3 separate regions of the Homo sapiens genome follow, and all the other regions are linked to region 1. The links are chromatin loops, found by intact Hi-C in ENCODE. Cell type or tissue: heart left ventricle. All regions are shown on one strand.

The links. Peaks named below come from ENCODE experiments on the same cell type or tissue, not always from the same donor. Only the 100,000 strongest peaks of a DNase experiment are listed, where the experiment ranks them.
Region 2: a loop joins it to region 1, with 2.5 times the contacts of the local background. A loop is called at or near these places in 7 of 110 quality-filtered maps.
Region 3: a loop joins it to region 1, with 2.3 times the contacts of the local background. A loop is called at or near these places in 29 of 110 quality-filtered maps.

Annotation. Positions count from the first base shown.
Region 1 is chr18:25,232,625-25,240,624 of GRCh38, reverse strand. The region is part of intron 3 of ZNF521 (zinc finger protein 521); the gene reads left to right. LOC105372031 (a long non-coding RNA gene) reads right to left here and starts at 6,595. Exons shown (of 4, transcript XR_001753378.3): 1 at 6,510-6,595. In heart left ventricle, a CTCF peak has its summit at 4,789; no DNase peak of the experiment used is centred here; H3K4me3 peaks cover 1,184 bases; H3K27ac peaks cover 2,238 bases.
Region 2 is chr18:25,164,432-25,172,431 of GRCh38, reverse strand. All of the region lies in intron 5 of ZNF521 (zinc finger protein 521), which reads left to right. Among named protein-coding and RNA genes, the nearest start is that of LINC01894, 180 kb to the right of the region's middle. RefSeq lists an enhancer at 6,126-7,728. In heart left ventricle, no CTCF peak of the experiment used is centred here; no DNase peak of the experiment used is centred here; H3K4me3 peaks cover 1,809 bases; H3K27ac peaks cover 805 bases.
Region 3 is chr18:25,280,715-25,288,714 of GRCh38, reverse strand. All of the region lies in intron 3 of ZNF521 (zinc finger protein 521), which reads left to right. Among named protein-coding and RNA genes, the nearest start is that of ZNF521, 67 kb to the left of the region's middle. RefSeq lists an enhancer at 2,222-3,926. In heart left ventricle, no CTCF peak of the experiment used is centred here; no DNase peak of the experiment used is centred here; H3K4me3 peaks cover 1,518 bases; H3K27ac peaks cover 3,387 bases.

The sequences.
Region 1 (8,000 bases):
AGCTCTTCAACACTCAGGCTCTCTAGCAGATTGTGTGATGATTTAATAGGTTTGAATAATAGTGTCTGTGTTGCTGTTACAGAAGATGCGTGCTGCGTATGCTTCTGACAGCCCTCTCGTGTTTATGTCAGTGTCGTGGGCAAGCATTCAGGCATATCTGGGGAGAAGTTCCTTGTCTCTTGACTACTGTTCCCCACTTTCCCTTACTCTCCTTTAGTTTCTGGGTTTTGTTGTTGTTTTTGTTGTTGTTGTTTTTCCTTATAGATGTTTGAAGCTACCACTTCCTGTGAGATCATGGATAAGTCACCTAAGAGTGGGGAGGAGTCTGATAAAGGCAGAAGTGCCTCATGTGACGTCAGTGTCCAACAGTGACCAGCAACTTTGTCCCTAGTCTTCTTACTCTGATGGGGGAGATGGGATGTTCTGTATGCATGGAAATTTGAGGGGCACTTCTGATGCCACTTAGGACTAATAAAGGTGAGGCAGTCCAGAGTATTTCAAAACGGAGTGCAGAAGAGGTTAACTGATTTTCTTTTGACTTACACTATCATTTGTCTTTAACAGCCCTGAACGACAATAGAGTGCACTGCTTCTGATAAGTATGGGTTCTCCTCAGCCTGAAGAGATGTGTGTGATAAGATAAGATGGCTTGAAAAAAAAGAGAGCTTGAGGGAAAGGGACAGGAGGAGAGGGAGAGAGAAAATATGTTAACTGCTTTGACTGCAAAATACCCCCTGGTAGCCAGAGATAAGACACCTTGAGCTACTTGGAAGACCTTAAACAGGATGTAAATGAAGCCAATAAAAATCACTTGAGATCAAGCCCTCCTTCTCCTCCCCCCTCCTATTTCCAGCTCTGACAACAGAAGGCTTCATTTACTGTATGGCATACCACACTTACATTCTGAACCCCGGAAGTTGCAAGAGACTGTAGCCTGTTCAAAGAACAAAGAATTTCTAGAGAGGTCCAAACTTGAGGCATTTAATCAGCAATTCTAGCATCGCCTCCCTGAGTGGAAAAAGAAAGTATTGCTGAATATAGGAAGCTCCCTTCCTCTTTTCTCACTTCTTACTCCAGATATTCATTTGCTTTGTAGTTTTGTGACAACCTTCTTTCTATGTTGAAATGGTTGGCAGGATGAGCTACCTTTGATAGTGTATTAATATTTCCCATCTAGCTAACGCAGCTTGAAAGTAATCATCAACAAAAGTTTAGCAGACAGACTTTTTCATGTACACACTTGAAACACGGCTGTCTACTCAGAACTATGTTTCCTAAGCATGTAATACCAGGCTTTATGTACTTGGAACTGTATAACTCTTTAAAATGGTCACTCTTTTTCTGGAAATGTACAAGCTGCTGCCAACGCTCTTACAGAGAGGAAGTTACTTGCAGGAGCTAATTGAGTATTTCACTGAAAAGATTTGAAATATGGAGTCCTACTCAAAGTGGGAGGGGGGCTGTTAAAGGATAGGAGGGCAAAGAATATAGTGATCTAATTTTCTTTCTGTAAAAGCTGCTTCTTGGAAGAACTGGGATTCAATTTGGTCTTTGAATAAGGGCGAGAAAGCCCTCCATCAATGATGTTCCATTACAGAGGAGCAAACACGGGAAAGGCACAGCTGAGTGCAGCAAACTTCAAGCAAGGACTTAGGTGATTCAGGGGAAAGAAAAGATTCTAAGGTGATTCTCAAGCTTGGGAATGCAGGTGAAGACTCAGGAAACTTGCTAAAAAAGGGAGATTTCTGGGCCCCATCCTCAGAAGTTCAGTCAGGAGGCGTGGGGTGGAGTCCAGGTGTCTGCATTTTAAACAGGCAGTTCAAGCAGTTGGTCTGCTAGTGATTGGTGGATTAGACTAAGAAATGCTGCCCTGTGTCATCTGGCTGTGGTAGAGGGTCAGCCTTTGGTTTTGTTGTGTACAGCCAGGATAGCTGGAATGATAATTGAAGAAGGGTAGCTTAAGGGATAGGTGAGAAGGATCCTTCATTTGAATCAGTGGCAGGGAATATGTCCCTACAGGCAAGGGTGTGAGAGGAAAGTAAAGCTGGCCACAGTGCCAGTTTGACTGTGTCTTTTTTTCTGCTTTGCTTTGTCAATACCTGATCCGACCATACCACCCTGCTCAAAGCAGAGGATGGAAGAACAGGAGAGAGGCAAACAGACCCACTGTTAAGGAGATGTGTATATATAGGATTTTTCTGGTCAATAGCCAGCAGTGAAATCAAATTAAGAAATTGGCTGTCATGACTTGTTAACAGAGAGTTATAGGTTTGTAGAGTTGTTAGGCAATTTTTGTCTTCTTCTGTATATGTGTGAATACATACATCAGTTAGCATGAATTGGTTTAGTAATATGAAAAACAATGAATTTTTTTTAAAAGAGAAACACTATTAAACACCACTTTAGGTTTATTCATTTACCCATAAAAACTCAGCATTTGAGTTATTGTTGTTGTTGTTTTAGTGGAGGAGAGTTTGGGAAGGATGGACTTTGAGGGTTTTCTAATACGTAGAGCCAAGGTGCTTGCCTCGGCACTGGAGATTTGGATGTGGGTTTCAGTGCCACTGTCAACTACTATTGTTAGTACAAGATTATAACATGTTACTCATCCTCGTTGACCTATTTGTTCATCTGTAAAATTAGCACTTTTTTTCCCCTAAAGGCCCACATTTCTCACAGGTCTTAAATCTTATGTTTCATATATATACATGAAAAGTTAGGAATGACAGCCTTGACTTTCTTTTCTCTGTGTAGGCTTCAATCACATTCACTCATTTTCTTTCCTTTGAGCCCTAAAGTCAGACCCAGAGGTATGCACAATCCATGCCAAACAACAGGCCATCTTAAGAGAAAAGAGCAGAGCTCAGATGTGGGAGGAAGCTTTGTAAAGATTTCAGAGAACAGCCCTTTGGTACAGACAGTATTGAGTCAGTGAAGATTCTAAAACTGTGCTGGTAGGTTTTATATCTTTGAATATTAGCAATGTGTCTCATTACTGTGGCCACACTACCTTGGATTCTTTTCTTATACATTATTTTGTTATTTTTAAAGTATCTTGGATGGAGGCAAAGTAAGATGCTAGTATGTGGAGGTATCATGGGGTTTTTGAGGCCTGATTTTGTCACAGGTGTTGGAATATTTGCCAAGATGTATCATCTCAGATAATATGTGTTATTTATATATAGACACATATATATAATTTAATAAAAATATGATTATAGATATTAATCAGTAGAAAGTAGCGTCATAAAGTCTTCCCTTAGAGACATATTTCATTAAGACATGATTGTACAGATATTTAGTCCTATTAAGTGTCAAATTACTACGATTAGCACTTTTGTAATGAGAGTTACCTAAAATATTTGAAAAACTACTTTGGCATAAATCACTTAGTCTATTCTGAACATTTAGTCAACTGTGGATAAAAGCATGCAAGCGTACACATACCGTGTGCCACAATTTTAACTGTACTGGTTCCCATAAATAAATTACCAGGGCTGTTACCAAGAAAAAAATAATGAAATGAACTGGCTTGGATGTTATCATCATATTCATTCTAAGGTAGAGATTCTAGGGAAGAGAAAAATCAAACCAAAAGTGAAAAATAAAACATAAAGGGCAAAGAGGGTAACTGGAAAGTCCTCAAATTGATAATTCGCCTTATTTTCAGAATGCCTCTTTTATATTTTGCTGAATTAGCAAAATTATAAATTTAAAAACTCTATAAATACATGTACTTAATATCATAAGACCTGTGTAGAGATACTTTGTCATACCCTAACTAAAGATGATTTTAAGAAAATAGCTTTGGCTTTCCAGTTTATATAGTACTTTTATAAACATTATCTCATTTGAGATAAAGGATTGTCTTATATCATTTGGGTTACTTGGAATCCAATCTCATTTTTCCATTTCAGTTTTACCATGTAAGTGTTAATGTGAAAGGTAATAATTCTGTTGAAACACTATAAAAATTCTATTGTATAAGGCATATTAGTGATTGGCCCTACTGTAGAGTCTTTCTTATGCATGAAGTCTCAAGATAGTCCAACATCCCTGAAATGCCTTTTTAATTTTTTTTTTTTTTTTGAGATGGAGTCTCACTGTGTCACCCAGGCTGGACTGCAGTGGCGTGATCTCGGCTCACTGCAACCTCTGCCTCCCGGGTTCAGGCAATTCTCCTGCCTCAGCCTCTTGAGTAGCTGGTACTACAGACGCATGCCACCACGCCCGGCTAATTTTTTGTATTTTAGTAGAGACGGGGTTTCACCATGTTATCCAGGCTGATCTCGAACTCCTGGGCTCAGGCAGTCTGCCCGCCTCAGCCTCCCAAAGTGCTGGGATTACAGGCGTGAGCCACCGCGCCCAGCCCCTCATCTCTGAATTCCTTAATACCACTGTAGCATATAATTTCCTCATTAAATGCATAAAACTGAGGAGCAGACAACAGATACTACTTTGAGTTGCAGCTGCTGGGTGGTTGGCTGGGTGTACTCACTAGCGATCTCAGTGGCTTTTTCACCCTATGAAAACAGCCTGACAACCTGTGTGAGTCAGTCTGTGCTTTAACAAAATTCAAAATGATTATTTGCCACAGACCTTAACAATTCCTATCATTTGTTAGACACATGTATGTCCAAATCAAGAACTGGTACTGAGGTCAGTTGTAATACAAAGGCATATGGATAATTGTAGTAATAGTTCCCCCCTAATCTTTGTAACAGCTTTTTCTACATTAGCAAACCATATTTATCACTTTACTGCACAATGAACCCACAGGGGGTGCTAATTGTTCATTAATTAAATTTTAGCCTTTCAGCACTTTTGTATTCTCTAGTGGCCTTGTCTGCAGTGAAGTATACAGTGTGGCCTTTTCAGGCTGCCGAAAATTCATGTTGGCGTTACTACTGCCATGGTTATAATACAGGTGAAATTCGGCTCCAATAAATACCATTTCAGGACTGTTATAATTCCTGGTGACTGAAAGTTTTCCGGCCTTGGACCAAAGCCTACATGTTGGAAAAATAGTCAGTAAAGTCTAGTTTAACAAGACAAAACATTCTGTTAGACCAGATGCTGCTTTGAAATAGAATTTGATTTCGTTTTTTGAAAATTCTGGTGGTTTATGGCAGTTCTTCCAAAACCATTAACGTGGTGAAATGAAGTTTCTAAGATCCGTCATTCCCTAACGAAGCCATTTCCGAACTTAGTTTTCTCAGTGGAAGAATCCCCTTTACCTTCTGCTTCCCCAGTGAAGAAGTTAATTTAAAATCACTAATGATTAACTTGGTAGCATTGAGAAATTTACTGAGTATTTTTAAAAAGTGTAGGTCATCCTTCAAAGCTCAGTACGTATATTTCACACTGGTGCAAAGGATTTTGAAGTGAAATAGAATTGGCCTCAAGGACTTTCTAACTAAGCCAAATAGTCACTTATAGAGTGGTGCTGGCACTATGGAATGTGGCTCCTGGACTTTGAATGCAGGCCCTTTCGTTGTGTGGACTTTACAACACTCATGAATTAATCACAACTGGCCAGTGTGTGTAGCTATTAACCAATGAACTGCTACACATTGATTTTCAAGATATCTGTGAGTAGCATTCAGAAGAGTTTTTTTGGAATATTTTTGTTTGTTTATTTTTATTTATTAAGACTGTTATTTAACAAGAATAATAATATTGTTAATAAATTAATCCATATTAATTTTATAATGATAATATTGTCTATCAAATTGTTATTTAAATAATATTGTTAAATAGTAGTTCTTTATTTTTGTTTATTTTTATTTATAAACAGAAATGCCCTTTAAGTCATTAAAAATTTTTAGAATCTCAATATGAAAACTGCAACAACTAAATTATCGTTAATTTTGATTCCTTTCTGCTGTTCTCACATTTATGAGTTATCATTTACCACTTATCACTTATAGGTAACTTTGGCTTTCATAGCAGTAGTAATAATGTAATACATTTTTAGATTTTAGCAGTACAGAAAACTCCTTCATATAAGGTCATGTTTGAGTCTTATAATACCTCATATGTTGAGGCAGGCCGAAATTTTTCTGATATTATAGACAAGGAAATCAAAACTTCAAAAAAAAAGTAGTTTCTAAAGTTCACAAGCCAATATTAGACCTGAACACATAGTAGGTGCTTAATAAAAGTTGATTAAATCAATGGATTAAAGCAATGAAAAACTGCTTTAAATTCTTTGTGGTATGAGGTCATATATAAACACAAGAGCACATAGTAACTAATAAATGCCTTCTAACTCAAAATAGTAGAGAATAAAAAGAATACAGACTCAGGAAATCCACTCTGGTGACGTCTGTCATTATTCAAGAAAAGATCAACATGTTAAACGGTTTAGAACACCCTCAGTCACGGCACTGTAAACAGATGTGTAATACACAGTTGCCAATTATTGAACGCCAAGAGGTGGGTGCTTATCATTAGTTATATATATTTTTAAGTGAGCCAAAAGATAGAAAAAGAAAAGCAATTCTCACCCCCCACATAATTGGAAACCACTTTTCCTTCTGTCTGGCTTCAGAAACACAATGTCTTGATTTCCGTGCGAGAGAGGATGACTGTTCTTTAACTGGTTTCACGTCAGCTTTTTCCTCTGATTTGAGAGGTGGAGTTAAGTGTGAACTGCTTAAGAATGCACTGTTTTCTATTTAATTTGGCTGCGGAAGATGGAATTCATTGAGCTCCGTCTGTTCAAATGAACTTTAAGCAACAGCAAGCAAAACATTTATACTTCTCCCTGCACATGCAATCGAAATGTGTCTGGTGAAAGAATGGATGAAAAGCCCAGGATTACCTAAGGAGAGCCATGGAGATGTGATAACAACTCCTTATCTCTTTGTTGGCTCATCTGAAGTGTTAAAGTGTTGTTGGGGGAAAGCGAGCCTCTTTTTTACTAGGGAGTATTGAAGGCAAAAAAAAAAAAAAAAAAACCTCTGAGCTTGAGCTCTGATATCTGGAATTCATCTTAAGACTGTTAAAAAATGTGCACCACCAACTCCCGCTCTTCACAGCTGCTGTTATTAATGGGTGACCACCCTTCTTCCTCATAACCTAACTGTTAATTCATTTAATTGGTCCTTCTAGAACAGTTCAAAATATTACAGAATTTAAAAGCATCTGTGAATTATAAATAATTTTAAAGTTCACATTTCTCATTTGAACACCCAGTAAAGGGTATTCGTTTTCAAGTAGTTAAATAAGTTATATGACAAAGGAGTGAATTTAATGTGGAGCTGTTGATTTTTTTTTTTTAAAAAGAAGCATGATAGCTATTAAAGTTACAGCTTTTCTAAAACTGTTGACATTTCTATGGAGAATGAAGGGAAGCAATTGTGTAATAATGTATAATAGTTTTTTTTTAGCATGACCTTATCTTTTAGCAATTTAAATCATTGCTTTAAAAATGTATTTTGTAATTTGGTTAGAAGATTTTAAATATGATGGTGTAAAATTGTTACTGTGTTGGCATTGAAGTAACATGTCAAGTACCCTTGTTACCTGTGTCTATTAAACATGCATTTCAAAATATTGTCCTCTTTAAGTAGAGCCCGACTTCTCTTAGTGTTTGTGCACACCTGTGTATCTCCCCCAGGAGTTTCAGCTTATGTTAAAGTGTCTCAGGTAGCTAATGACTGAAAAAGTACTGTGAATTCTATTTAGTAAGAAATTTCAGAACTGCTCCTATAGCCTGCTGGCAGAAGTAAACAATTATGTAAGGCAAGTGGGGGGAAACCTGAAATTTTGTTGGTCTCAAGTCTTACCCTATTGTTTGAGCCTCAAAAAAAAATTTACTGAATCAACTTACCATGTTGCTAAATAATGCAATGATTGTATTGCTCGTGTTTTAAGGAGAAGAGAGGTATAAACCGCATTCTTGGCCTCAGAATTCCATAGAAAAACACTTGTGCCAAGGTTACCTGCCTGTAAAGACCCAAGATTATATCCCATGTTTGATAATTTAATGTTTG
Region 2 (8,000 bases), 68 kb after region 1:
ATGACTGAAATGGAGGACTCGACTGGACTATCTCATATTAGCAATTTGAGGGGAAGTTTCTTTAAACACAATAGATGGAATATAGAATAGCTTGCCAAAATCGGCAATAGAAAGAGGCTCAGTGAGCTAGTTGAATTTTTGGAAAGTACAGCATACTGGGGTAGAGCCACAAGCAGCATTTTAGAAGCTAATCCTAGGAGGCGTGAGAAATGTATTTATTGAATGTCTGATATAATTTCAGGCCTAAATGGGTGTATGGTTTTCCTCTCAATCTTCAAATGTTCTAGCATATCTATGCTGTCACTCTCTAAATTTGAACATTAATATGAAGAAGCAATTAATACTCTTTTCAATTAAAACAATTAATACATGTACTCTCCACCTCATGCCCCCTCTTCCCCCCCAAAAGAGAACTGCAGGAATCATATCATATGGTGTGTATCAACTTATATGCTGCAATACTTGAGGAGAAATAAACAATATAACACTGTTTATTACAGGGAGACAAATTACAGTTTTTGTTTCATGTGAAAAGTTTAGGGGTGGCAGCTTGACAGTAAATTCCATTAAAATCTACCCTGCCAGAGAATGCCAAGATTGTTCTTCATTCATTTTAGCATAAGGTTTAATTTTTTGCTGATTTTTAATACCAGTCAGTCATTCTTAGCATCATTGAATTAACTCTGAACCCTATATCAGTAAAGAGCCTTATGTTGCCCCATTTTATTATTACAGTGCAGTGCAGATTAGAATTGCATCTGTTAAGATTATATTGTGTATTGGATTTCAGTAGACAGAAGCACAGTAGTCTCATGAATATAACGGTTGGAGCCAATAACCTGTAACCATCACATACTTGTTCTATTGCAAAATCTGAACTAGTAAGGATTACATTTTGGAAAAGATTATAAATCTGTCACCACTAATCTAATCTTTACAGTGGCTTTGTAACCGTTTTAAGACTAACGATCATTACTTCTCTTGCTCTGATTTTAATCATAACACATATTTGATATTCCATAACTTTCTTTTGTTCCATTAGCACATGCATTATAAAGTGTACAACATTAATAAATAGAGGCATAATGAATGTGACTAATTGATTTTGGCAGTCAAAGACTGGCATACTTTTTATACAAAAGGGAATCCATTCAAAGAAGCTTAACTGCTATTGAGAGCAAGTCTTCGATGCAGTAATGGTTTCTAATTTCGATTGTGTGTGAGGTGAGCAGAATGCAGTTATTCCTAGTAACTCACCACTTAGTTTTTGTTGTTGTTTTGTTTATAATGCTCATTTATCAGATTCTCATTTCCCTAAATAAAAATTTTATGTTTCAGTCTACATATGAATTCTGTAGCACAATTATGAATGCAATTATTTTAAGTTGTCTGTCTCTCATAACTAAAGGTACATGATATAGACAGTATGCCACAGCTTATGTTTTTTGTCCCATCTAACTATATTTTCTTAACACTGACTTCTTAATACTGGAATCAGATTGTCCCAATAAATAAATCCACTGGTAGCAACTGATTTATTTGGACACAAAACAAATTTTTAACTCATAAATGCAAATGCCAAAATACAACATCTAGTAGATGTTAGTGAAAAATTAATTCCTTGAAACTCCAAGGGAGAAATAGGCCTGAATTGTATGATCAGTCTTACCTTTAAAAATGTGCATGGCCTTCAAAGCCAATTTTGCCTCCTTTATAAAATCTTTCAACACTAAATTATGTTACACGGCTACGATTTAATAGTGGACGTGAGATCAAATTGGGTGTCACTGAAGCATTAATCAACTAAGTGTCATTACAGATAGTTAACAACTCATGTGTTAAGCTTTGTCATTTGAAACCAGAGATAGTGTGTACCAACAGACTCATCACTTAGTGTAGTCAAAACTGATTTAGAGAGGATGAAGAATGACTATTGTTAAGGGTTTACAAGAACTAAAATTTATATTAAAAACAACTTTTTACTTTGCAGTCTGGCTCTACGGAAGGACAAAGATGTTGTATTTGGCTGTAATTAGGAAAAACTCTAATGGGAAGTCAGTCATTGCCAAGCACAGTGCAATTGATTTTCCACCAATCAGAATAGGGAATGAGATGCTCTAAGTCTATTATTAAATTATTTATGAAGTCATATTCAATCTGATCATTATTTCTGACATTTCAGGTTAGTGAAGATTTTCCAATCACTGTGAAGATAGGAACCAGAAGGTTGGTTTTGTGACTTGAGCATTGAACGCCGCCTTTGGTGGTTGTGCTTAAATGAGATAAGTGAGTTTTCCTTAAAAAAAAAAAAGAAAGAAAGAAAACTACTTCTATTAACATCTGCAGCTTAACTGAGGTATTGCTAGTCTTATTGACTGTAAACTCTTGTTTATGATTTGAAATCAGAATAATGTTTATTGGGAAAGAATACACCCTAGATCAGTATTATATTGTTAATAAAATGGCTGAGTAGTGACACACTTTAAGTTTCCTTCAGAAAAAGTCCTAATAAGATGCAAAAGTATTTTATAATTGCAGCATAAGTGACTCATACATACCGAAGAAAAACAGTGAAGATTTATAAGGACCTTATTAGTATAGTGAGATTAACCTTTGGATCTCTTACTCTGTTTTTCTAAACTGCTAATCCAGTTACCTTAAACATATTCCACCATCCTCCACACTCTATTCCCCACCCTCATTTCAGTATCCTAGAAGCAACTTCAGGACAATTGCTCTTCAAGAATCATGCAAATTGTAGGTCGTCATTTATTTAAAATATAAGAGATACCGATTTTACCATCTTAGATGTGTCATTTGACCTCTGGTTTTTCGTATTTATAAAGTAAAGGGATGGTATTTAATTATTTTAAACTAGTCTTTATTAAAAAAAATAGTGAAAGTAAGACAAATCTCAACACAAAAATTGCTGGCTTTGCACACAATACCCATTGTTTCATCAATGACTTGAAATTCTGGGCCTGTACCAGACCTGGACATCTGCAGTCCTGTGACAAGATGTACCTTGTATGAGCTGTCCACCCTCAGGAAGTCACTTTGTCATTCTGGGTCAGCTGTTTTATCTAGCAAGTGTGGATTGAAAATACCAGTACTGGGCACTTTCATGCAACTCTCATGAAGATCAATTCAAAAGACATGTTAAAGTTCCTTAAAAACAGTAAAGCAATAGGAAAATAATAGATGTCCAAAAATATATGTATTTTGCAAACCACTGTAGGTTCCATAGAAACTAGTGAGGCTAAATTAAGATGACCTTTTTGTTACTGAAATAGTTGGACAGTTAAAAGGGAAAGCCAAACCACCTCAAGAAGGAAAGCAAAGTATATATTCTGTCCATGGAATTATAATATAGTGCCAGGAAAATGTAGGAGGAATAATTGTGGAAACTATTACCTGTTACAGTTCCTTTTTCTGTCCCTCACACAATATGAAATACACACACACACACACACACACCCCAGACACAGAAACCAGTCATTGTAGGACCCAGTGATACAGTTTGTGTACTGAGTCTCCTGCTAAACTGAGATGATGGGTAAACTACTGCAGCTGGGAGAAATACTAACCTGCCTTCCCAGTTTACTCACACTTAGTGTCGATCAGGTCACACTGACATAGACACAGAGTGGTGTATATGTCAAGGAAGGTACTGTACGTGCCTGGAAGATATCTCAGGTAATTGGCTTGATACTTCCAGCAGGAGTCAAAAGTGTAAGGAATGTGTTCTTACTGTATTTGTAGCTCACGCAGTTTAGTGACTTTGGCACGTTCTGACTATCTCTTTTGTGGAGATAATTGTATAGATATTTAACTGTCTTCTCCCCTTCTTCCCCTATATTTAAAATCAAGGTTTTGCAGTTGTCTATTGTGGACTGCTTTTTGTTGGGAAGTCTGTGCCTCTCCTGGTATGTGTTTGGGACCGGGTGCACACTACACCTTTTCAGTTCCACAGGGATAGGACCAGATGGAAGAATTTGATTATCTAGCAGTAGAGGACCAACTGTTCAGTTGGATACAGAACCGGGAGAAAAGGGTTGAAGAGATCTAAAATGGCTGTCGTATGTGGAGCCAACAGTTTCCGAAGGGAACCAGGCAGGCACTGAGGTGTAGTAATGCAGAATCTCTTCCAAGTACCAGCTGGGGCTTTCAGGAGCCGCTATCCCCACAGCAGACACTCAGCAGGCTCCAAGCAGCTTGACTTTACCATATGTGGAACTTTTTATTCTCCACCTCGCTCCCTAGAGGGACGGGCCACAGGGACACCAGAGGCAGGTGAATTGCTCTTAATGCAGAGCACTAAATCACTGGGTTAACATGAGAAGCCTGGAGAGAGGAAATGGATCTGCAGAAGACTGACTCGGAGTCTCTTAACCTTGGAGCTATTCTGAGCACCAAAAAAGATACCGCATAATGTTTCATTAGGCTTTCACCTTGTGCATACCCTCTTTTATGCGAGTGACCTTTTCATCCTTGTACATATTTTCTAAATGCTTTTAAAAGCCATTCAATACTTCAGAATGCTAACTGTACATTTTTTATTCACACAGAATCATACCTTTAAAGTAATGAGGGAGCGGAACAGCACTGCAATCTGTGATTTGTGGGAATTTCTTGCTTTCTCTCCGTTCAGACACCCCAGTTTGACAGATGGGGCACAAAGCCACAGAGCAATCCATAACTCCAGTTTGTATCATAAATTTTTAGTCCCTCCTCCTCCACCAAATGCCTGCTTAATGGTAGCTAGAATACTCATGCAACAGTGTTGGCATGAATTGGTATAATTTGAGACATTTCTTCATATTGGCCATAGAAAAGCATTTTTTAAATAAAAAGACCAAGAAGGTTTTTGAGGTTTCAAAAATAACAAGCATCCACCTTTGTCCAAAAATAAGACAAAAATACAGATTTACTCAATATGGTCCTTCTTCAAGAATTTTGGTCAGGTAGGTTTTGTGTCTTCCAATTTTACTGGATTTATCTTATTCCTAAAACACTTCTGTCATTTTGGAGTATTTTACCTTTAGAATTAGTATTAATACTGATACCTGCCTTTAAAAATTCAGCCTATTACTGTAGAAGCACTTACATAAAACAAGTGTTTTTTGTATGTTTTAAGATTCTGTGAACTTTGGGCTGGTAAAGAGACAAGCAGCCCACAGAAATGTGGAAAATTGTGAATGTGAATCTGTAAAAATTAAAGTATACTTAAGACAGGGCTTCCAGGTGAACTTTCATGGCACCATATTGATTACCATTTGGTGACCACTTCCCTGTGAGACAGTAAGTACCCATTCAGATGAACTAGGTTCACCTGTGCTAGGAAGAGAACAATTAAACCTCACTTTCTTAAGCCTTAGGAATGTGTGCTTGGCTAAGGCTGAATCAGCAGAAAAGCAGTGATGAGAAATATATAAAGTAAAGCAAATTTAAGTTTATTATTAGTTAATGAAAAAAAGTAATCATTATTTTCCAACACTAATAGCATATTAGCTCAATAATATTGGTTAATCCATATCTTCAACAAATATTAATGTACGAACTAAATCAAATACTGCACCAGTAATCATACAGTTATAGGTGGAGTTGGACTAAACATTAATATCAATATTTAAATATGTGGCGCTGTCTTATAAAAGAAAGCTAATTCTGCCAATTGTCTAGTTATATGTTTTCTATAATAATTCATGTTAACAGAAACATGGATGTTTGTGGCATGATTTAGGGGATTGCAGGCAGAAGCAGCTATGTTCCTACATAGGAAAAGATTTGAATTATATTTTTGTATTAAAAGTCTACAAACAACAGAAAGAAGAAAGATTGACAGTGTACAATATAGTGAAGTGTATTTCTATTACGTCAGTGGGTAATGTGTGCATATGTGTCTTTATCTCTTCTTTAAAAATAATGATTTGCAATCTTTTTAATGTGCAGGCATAATGATCTAGAACCAGAAATATATCCTATGGCAAAATGATAACAAGAATCTTGTTTAAAAAAATCCAGTTAACTTCAGCCCACACATTGAGGCAAATTCTATTTATCTAGTGAATTTCAAATTTACTCAGCTACTTTGGAATTTTGAATATCGTGATAGCAATTCATTCTGTTTATGCTTCCCACTTGAGCTACAGTCAAAGGGTAGAGAATGAAGTATATAGCAACAGGTTTGATTTGTAGAAAAATCTGTACCCTGTGTCTTTTATTTCATTAAAAAGAGTAGAAAAACTTGAATGTGATGGAACAGCAGAGATTGTGTTGAGAAAGTGAGTTTTAAAGATTTTTTTCAAATCTGTATTTATAAAGGAAAACTTTAAAAAATGGATAGCACTTTTGTGTTATATGTGGACTAACCTACCTTTAAGACTTTTTGACAGGAGAGACTAGAAGCGGTTGGTGGTTTCTGGAAATAATGGCTGTAGGCTGTAACTGATGATTTAAGCCAATTAAACACACAGAGTGGTTCTTTTTGGTGTTGTTTGGCAGAAAACGATGAAATGGTGTTGCCTGATAAGGAAGAGCCCAGCGTATGTGTGATTTCTTATGCACATGTGCTAGAATCAGTGCAACTCATAAATTCAAATTACTTTTAAAAGCTGGTCATGATACATTTGCTCATTAACCATATGGAAAATGGCACTCAGGAATTTTCTACAGTGTGTTTTCAAAGAAAGAATCCAATTGCAGGCAGACATTCCTTAGTACAGTGTTTATGCAGCTGTACTTGTGATTAAATTACACCAACTCAGGCCCACATGTAGCCACAGAACTTATTACTTTGAGTACAAAGCACCTTGTAGGAGTATGAGAACTCTCATTGTGATGTTTTTTGGCCTCTTGGCCACTGTATCAAGCAAGCATCAAAAGTCATGCATGTGCTCTGAGGTCTCTGGAGAAGGAGCTGTGGGACAGAACAGAGCTGCTCACACTGTATGAGGAACTTTGACAGTCTACCGGGGGACGGTGGGATTGCTGCTGTCAGCAGTTCCAACAGCGCAAACAGTGTGAAGAAGCTTCCACAGGGATTGAATTACTGAAGACTTCTGCTCCGTGTTTTTTGGTATAATTGAGAGCACAGAGGGAGCTTGATTTCTCTGTCTTATGATTTGAAGGTGAAGACAAGAGCCTGCAGGGCTCTGTCAGAGTTATGGGCATGCTCAACCCAGACTTCAGAAAAATCTAATTCCCATAAAACCTTACAAGGCTGAATTGCTTACCTGAATATAAAAGATTTACTTTCACTGAATCATTTAACACACAACCATATTAATTGCATTTTGAAAAAGAAAAGAAGCATAGAATACAGTACAACTGAAAAACCATATGGGGTTAAAAGAGTGCTTCAGTTTAAAATGCATGTTTGAAAGTGAAACTGGTGTGTACAGATGCTCTGACATACTTAGCCACACACGAACACGAAAGTCATATCTTTCGGAAAGAGCACGACATCGGTGTTCATTATTATCTCTATTGAAAATGAATTAATACCCCTTCCTCTGTATTCTGGAGGGGCAGACCTATCCAGGTGTATTGCATTTATACTGCGCCAGTGGGTATAACTATTATTCTGATTACACAAAAACAAATAAGAGTAAAAAATGCCAGCTGGTCATCTTCTGTCACTTTCAGCATAAATAGTGAATTGAGTGCCCCCCTCCTGGGGGTGCCCAGGGAGGGGCAGCAGTGTGATCTCCTGGCACTCTAACCACCTTTTCCTTCCTTTTTCACACATAGTCTGACCCAAATGCTTCCCTTGTATGGGGAGAAGCCAACCGTGACAACTTAGTCCCAGAGCGAGGGCAAAAATCTCCTGAGATATGCTCCCAAATAGGAAAGGATAGCATTGCTATACCCGCATGCAGTTTAAATTAAACTGATAGTAACACACAGGACTACTTTGATCTTCCTAGTTTCTTTCCGTGCAAAAATGTGGTCAAAATGCATGATAAATATGAAACCTTCTTGAAATGGTAGCTTGCTGT
Region 3 (8,000 bases), 48 kb before region 1:
TGTTTACTTCACTGGCTGCATGTAAATGTGTGCAGAGAATGTACCAGAATTTTTCCTTGGGGGTATTTAATTCTCTCCAGGGCAATGAAAATCAAATGATTTCTTTTTTTTTTTTTTTTCAAAGCTGGGTTTTTTTTTTTTTAAGTGTTATAATGCAGCTGAATAATGATGAATACAGTAGAGGAAAAGGAGAGGGAGAGAAAAGAGGAAAAGAGAAAGAGTGAGCTACCCACGGATCTGGAAAGCGAATTTCCCTATGGAAGCTAAAACCCGAAAGGAAAGAGTTGAGGGTAAAGGTGGACAGAAGGCTAGCCCTGTCAGAGACTAAAGTTTGCTGGGGAAGATGAGGAAAATGACTACTGTCATATTCTGCAGTAGTACAGTGGTGCTTGTAATACATTTATCTTTGTGAGAACTTAAGCAATTGGCTCAGTATTGTTCACATCGGAGGGCATCACATTTGCTTGTTAATTAAATGCAGTATCAGTGCTTACTGTCCCTGAACAGTTGGGGGAAAAATCCAAATATGTATGCAGAGTTATGAAATTTCTATGGATGCAAATGGATTTTGTGCACATCACGCCCAGTTTATTGATGTTGCCCAGTAGAGGTTTTTTCTTTTCTTTCCCTGTCACCTATCAGGTTTACAACTCTTGTTGCTGAAACTATTGGGGGGGCATTTTCAGTATTATATCTTTTCTGAGAGGAAAAAAAATCATAAGAATTAAGAGATTTCATGTGAATCAGAATGAGATGTTTTCAGCATTGTGACATTTCTAAAGCAAACGAGTTCTGTGAAAGTCCATTGTAGACAGATACAAGCAAGTAGAATCCTAATGCTTGGTCAAGAAGTTGGATACTTATCTGCGAATCTGAAGTCACACAGTCCTTAGTGAGAGGAAACTGGCTTCAATTTAATGCTCTTTCTGAGGAGGATGACTAGTTGTATCAAAGTAATTTTTTAAATTTCCTGCAGATTTGTTTTTACAGTAGTGAAAAAAATATTAGTTTAAATTGGCCTCTGTGGTCATGTGCCTGTCATTGGAATAGAGTTAGATTACATTAATAAGGAATAGTTGCTGACCTTTATACTCTCTTTTTTTTTTTTCTGAATTTCTCCTGAATTTCTTAAGGAGGGGTTTCATAAAGAGGGTTTTTATGTCTTGCAGAAAATTGAGTTTTGTAGACATTACCTAACTCTTGATTTGTCACACCGGGATCAATAACATTTCGCTGCTCTTAAACACACAGAATCACAGGGGACACATAATGTTTTTTATAAGTGCAGTAAAGTTAACGTGTTGTTGAAACAAAAACTCCTCTGACAGTCCTGTAATAAGTACACTCTGAAACTAGCAAATTATCTGTAATACTAGGAAAGGCAGGAAGAGCGCTTAAGAGTACAATATGTACGTTGTTGGCATTAAGCGCTGCAAGAATAAGAAATTAGGATTTGCTGCTCTCTCCTCAGTTGCATGTCAGAATGATTACGGAGTCAGTTTCCTCAGAAGAGAAGCCGACCAGGCCCCCCAGGAGTGTTTCTTGAGGCCACGTTTTTACCAAGTTTGCTTGGTATGTTTGGTCTCTTTGTTCTTTGAGGATATTCTGTATTAGTTACAGAGAAGCATTTTCCTTATAGCAAAGAAGGTATTTTAAGCTAGATAAGAAAAATGGGCCATTTTCTTCTCCTGTCCCCAAAGTCCATGTCTGGTCCATGAATTTTCTTTTGGAGTATTCACTGATATTCTAAAGATGTCTTCAGCAAATATAAGTCCCATATGATGTAATTTGCAAAAGATATTTGGAATTGAAACCACCCTTGTATGTGCTTTCATTTCCTCAGTCCAGGGAGTCCGAGGATCTTGTGTTAGATTAGACTAGGTGGGCACGCTTTTAACCGCTGAGGTGCCTTGGCCTAGACTCTGCGTCTTCCCCTCCTCCCCTTTTCGTTTAATTAAATTTCTGATTCCCCTTTCCAGACCTTCAAATCCCGTTTTTCTTTCCTCCTACCCAAATGGTGTTTAGTTGTTACTCAGCTTCTATTTCAAGAAATGAAAAAATAGAGATTATTTTTAATATCTGAGAGATATATAGTCTATGAGATGTGACTGATTATTGTATGACCTTTGTTTTTTCTCAACATTTGTTTTTCTTTAGGAATAAAATAGTAGCTAAGATTGGAAATCTGTTTCAATTGAGAAGAATGGGTGTTTTGTTGGTGGCAGACATTGGCTCTCCTCTGTATGGTGGTAGGTAGGGCTGGAAGCTGATGATGGCTGATGTGCAAATCTTGTCATTTTATGCAAGCTGGTGCTGTTCATCCTCCAGCTCTTTGCAGAGAATGTAGTTTTATGTTCATTTAATAATTATCCATTTTGGTTGTACTTGTCGGGGAGAGCTTCTTGAGCCCCATCAGTTTTTCAGAGAAGCACCACTCAAGCTCTTCTGCTGAAAATGTTTTTCCTTCCCTCCCTTCACTTCATTCCACTCTTCCCCTTATCGACTCTCTCATCAGTGCCAGAGCTCTTCAGTATTCCACTCCTGTCCTTTGTGAAGTGATTTTGCCCAGACACGTCTGGCTCAGGGTGAAGTGCCCTCCCCTGAGAGCGCGCACTGCAGCCCCAGGTCGCCAGCACCATGAATACATTATTATCCCAATTTCCATCCTGTTGCCACGGCAGCACTTTTGGAGCTGCTGGGTTATTAAGTCGTACATCACTAATACCCTGATATGAGCAGAAGTTGGATTTAATATCGGCCTTTGATCAGATTACCTCCCAACAGTCAGCTGTCATTAGAAAATTCCTTTGCTCATTATACCCTCAGAGCTCTGGCCTGTGTAGCAAAAGGGTGGCAGTCCTGATACATGGAGGCAATTTCAAGCCTGGGCCTTGCACTGTACACTTAATTTATTTTCTGACCTTTTTGTGATTTGGGGAGATTCTGTATAGCCATGCGTGCATGTGCGCGCGCAGGCGCGTACGTGTGTGTGTGTGTGTGTGTGTGTGTGTGTGTGAGAGAGAGAGAGAGAGAAGTGCAACTACAAAATCTGTCTGTAGTTCTGTAGGTGGTGGATAGAGGTACGTGTGAGGGGGTGGTTGTCTTTTGCCAAGTGATACTATACTTTGTTGGAAAGTGTCTGTTTTCTGCCTGTCCTCGGGTAATGTATAAAACATGGTGCTTCAGGTAGAGATGAAGGGTAAACTGATGTCCCCCTAAATGGCCAGCCTGTGTATGCACCTAACACTTCACTGAGCAATCTGTCAACATGTCAGCAACACATGTTTTATAAAAAGCCTCCAGTGGGAGCAAAGGCTCCTGCCAGGGCTTAGGAAATGCTTTGAATTCAGCAGATTTCTATTGCTGGAGTCCCCCGAGGTTCCTTTTACAATGCCTACATTTCAGAAATTTGAACTTGGGACCCTTAGGGGGTTCTCTCCGAATGCCTGAAAATGTAGAGTTATATTGTTGCGTGTCCCCAAGCGGTCTTTACTAATACCTGAATTCGGAGAAGCTGGAAATTACAGAGCTCCCCAGGGGAAGCTTTATCCACACCAGGAAGAAGAGAATAACTCTGCAGGGAGATTGCTTAATGCATTGCTGAAATAAAAGAATTTGAGAGAGATGGGTTGAAGTGTTTTTTTTTTTTTTCCCTTTTCTGGCCACTCCTTCAGCTTAGCTAAGTCCTTAAAGACAAAGTCAGGGTAAGGAAGCAGCTGGGCTCTTTTTAATGAAATTTTAGATGTGGCTTTTGAAATAGTCAGATGCCTGATGCCTCCCTGTGTGTGTGTGTGTGTGTGTGTGCGCGCGCGCACGCACATGAGTGTTTGTGTAGTCTCTCTCACTAGAAACCTCTTTTGTTTACATGCAAAAAGTTGTTTTCATTTTTAGGTGCATCATCAGTTTCATCTTGTTTCCTTCCAGGCTTAGCTGTTTCTTTTTTTATACTCCCAATGTACCTGTCTCAGTTACTTGGAAATATTTCTTCATCTCTTTCTCTTTTTTTATGGTGCTTTTCTTTTATTACATCTGCCTGTCATGCTTTGTACTCTCCCCTTTTCATAACTTGTGGTGTTGCTACTTTCCTTTCGAACTCTCACTGCTTTATTGAAGACTTCTTTATGCCTATGACTCTGCCTCTCTTTTTAATTTTCCTCCGGCCCTCAGCGCTCTCGTCTCAACTCAGATTTTGGAAATACTTGGGTATTTTTTGGCTGCTTTCTGATGAGATGACTTTGCTGATTTTTTTGTGTGACGTATTGTTATTTTGCTGCTGCTACATTTCATCAAGACAGGTTGCTTTGACAATTTGGAGTAGATCTGCAAGCTTCAGACTCGGTTGTGCATTCATTCAGGAAGTAAAGGATAGCTAGAGCAGTGCGTTTAGTGTGTGTATGTGTGTGTGTGTAAATGTTTATCATACATACATAGGGCTTGAGGGCAAGGGTGGGAGTGTCATTGTTGTATTTTAAGTGAATAAAAAATTTTGAAGTCCATTTCTGTTCTTTATTATCTCTGGTAAAGAGAAAGAAAAATATCCTCCTTGTGTGTGCACTTTTCTAGATCTTTCCTTGGCTGTCTTTTGACACCATGTCACCTGACCTTATCAGGAGGGAGCTGGGGGCTCAGGCTCATGTTTACTCAGGGTCCTCCTGGGACTGAACACTACCTTTGAGTCCAGCTTCTTTCAGCTTTGCAGACAAAGACAAGGAGGACATTCTCACAGAACTCAGCCGTCTAGTGTAAAACAGTTCCAGCTGTTGCTGCTCATGAATTTTTTTGGGGGGGGGGGAAAGTATTGGCTTGTTTTTTAGGTGTGGCTACATTCATAGAGCTGTCTCCAGACATTGATTTTTTTTCTTCAACTGATTCCGTTTAAAAGTGGTGAGGGATTAAAACACCAACTCTTTTGGAATTTGGCAAATTATAATAAGGTTTTAAACTCCCGTCAATGATGATGGGGGTATTCAGATCTTTTGCTTTTGAAGTTAAAAAGGGTCAGATGTTTTCAGATTTACCCAAATTTACGATTTCCAGCAGCACATTATTTTCTATTTTCCATTTAAGTTTATGTTCAGCTATTGAATAATATTCTTGGATTTTTCTGGAAAGCTTTCTGGTGAAACATCAAGACAATGAAATTAATTATACTTAATGCAGACACATAAACTTGGAGGGGGTATAGTTGGTGTTTTTAAACTAATGTTCTTGCTGATACAGCAAAATCCTGTGAAGGTTTTATAGACATATTTATTGTGGTCCAGTAATTGGAGACCGACCTCAGCTTTTAATTAGCGTATGTTGGACCAGAGACCAGGGAAGAGCCCCTGAATTAGGCTCTGATTTTGACTCTTGCTAAGTGCTGGCAAATTCAAGGGTTAAGCTTAGAGCACAGCAATCCTCATGAGTAGGAGAGGCAAGAGTGGGAATGTATGATGTGCAAAACCAGGTGACTGAGGTGAAATTCTTCCTTAGACAGAAGGAGGCAACTTTTCAAAGTGAGGGGCCTGGTGGAAGCTCTTTGCTGAGAAAAAAGATAGTGAGTGGAGGTGCTTGTTGATATGTGTTAGAGGCTCATGCCAACACTCCTGTGAGATTTTGGTTGTACTTTCCTTGGATAGAGTGCTTGTCCCATCCATTACACAGAAAGAGGTACCAGCTGCTTCCTGCACAAAGCAGGCACGCTGTGGTTAAAGTCATTCTCTGTAGGTTTAATGCATTGGAGGAAAGCATTTTGTACTTAAGCACTTTAAGGATTCACTGAAACACTTGAATCTGGCTCCCTAAAAATTTTAAAAGCTCTTTTATCTCTACTCCACGTGGTGCCTTTCACTTAGAAATCTTCTGTGTTCTTTGCTGTCCTTGTCAGTCTGGAAAGTGCTTTATTCTTGCTGGATTTTTTTGTTTTGTTTTTCTTATTTGCAGGTGTCCCTGGTAAAGGCCTAAAGGGGGGAAAAAAAAGCAGTAGGATTTTTTACTAAAATAATATTTCTTTTTAGGTGTGGCATTTTGTATATAATTTAACTTAATTTTTTTGGGCTTCTGACTAGTCCTTTCAAAAAGATCCCTCTGATGCCCTGTCACAGTGGGGATGGAATATTGTTTTTGGCACATCCACATTGCCTTTCATTTCCCTGTCCCCACCATGCACCGCCCCCTCCATGTGCAAGCTCACACTTTATTACCTGTATACTTGGCCAGCCGGATGGAGTGCCGCTCTGCAGACTTCCTCTTTCCAAACACTGAACTATGTTATTCTGACACCGGGTGCTGCCTCCCCTAAGGCTTGGGTGTGAAGGACTAGCCTGCACTTTGCTCCCTGGTCTAGTGGCCCGACGCACTGGTCACAAGCCGCCTGGCTTTCCAGTGGTTCCGATGTGCATGTTTCTCACCCTGCTTCTCCCTACTCCTCTCTGGCCCTCCTCCTTTCTGCCTTCCTACCTGGCTCCAAAGGCAGCTGATCCCCTCATCCCCCCAAAACAGTTTTGGGATGTTTTGGAAGAAATACCAGTACACATATTCATAGGTGCTCTGTGTTCTCAAGTTTACCTTCCAAACTGTAGAAAGTTTAGGAAATGGAGCAGAGGAGTTGTTTTTTGGAACCCTTGGATTCTTAAACAGAATTTTCCTATAATTATAAACGAGTGGCAACTTCCTAACAAAATTAATCCTTTTCTCAGGAAGGGTGCAAAGAGTATTTTCAAGAGTCTGAAAAACAGGATCCTATTTTGAACAAAAGGCAAAAAGCTTTGCCTAGAATATGAGAGGATTTTTTTTTTTCTGCCAGTTTTAGGCCAGCAGGATTCTAGTAAATGCTGATGAAGTACCGCCTGTGATTCCTTCCGTTATTTTTGACCGCATGCTTTATTCTAGCCACTTGCCTGGTAAGATACTCTAAACTGCACTGGACAGTCAGAAACCTCCTAAAGTCTTTTGGTAAGATTGTGTTTCATCGCATTCATGGAAGGCAAGTCACATTGCCTGAGCGCAATTTCTAGCTCCACCTTTTAATAGTCACGTGATTTGGGGAAGTTGCTTAACTAACTCTTTGTGCTTCTGTATCTGTAAAATGGAGCTACTAATAGTCCCCTTCTCTTAGGGTTCCCTTAAGGAGTAAAGGAGATTATGCATGTCAGACACAGTGTGAGTTTAGAACATAGTGTTCAATGACTGTTAGCTGTGATTGATTGTTACTATGTAGAGTAAGTCATTCTTAAACTTTTACTGTTTTCCACAGTCTACATTTCCAGCACATGCATTCTATGGAACAAACTTCTTGACTTGTGATTTGGGTCAGCAAACTTAATTTGGGCCAAAGTTGTACTTTAGTTAGAAAGCAAGACCCTCCCACTTGCCTTCTGTGTGCAGGAATGAGGAGGACATTTCCTCTCTCATTTAGTATTTGTGTTGAATGACAATAACAGGATCAAAGTAGGTTTACATCAAGCATAATTTCCTCACGTGTGTTTGAGATTGCTTCTTGCTTTGCTCATTATTTTCTAGTCCTGGTTTTCTATGAAAAAGTTTCTGCAGATCAAATACCATGCAAGACGGATAAAGCTGTAGGTGCATAGGAAATTAAATGGTTGTGGAACACTAATTTATATATCTCTGGACTCTTCACCCCTAAGTCCATTATTTGTTGATAGGATGTAAGAGAAATTTCACAACTGGGAAGTAGAAAATGAGGGCAAGACAGGTGTAAGGATTGATTTGCTTAGAATGAATTTAAGCAAGGAATTGATAGTATGAGCGGAAAGGGATTTGGGTGAGAGAGAGAGTGAGACAGTATTTAGAAGCCTTTGTCATGAGCCCTTGTATTTAGGTGATCGAATCTATGGTTTATATTAATATATATTATCCTTGATCAATCTTTGATGTGAATACATTTAAAACAAATATATTCCTAGAAGGCTGGGAAAACCCTGTTCTTCTCAATGGGACAATACCATTTACTTTTGCTTTAAATTGTTTTACAGAGAAAAGAATTGATCAGAAAC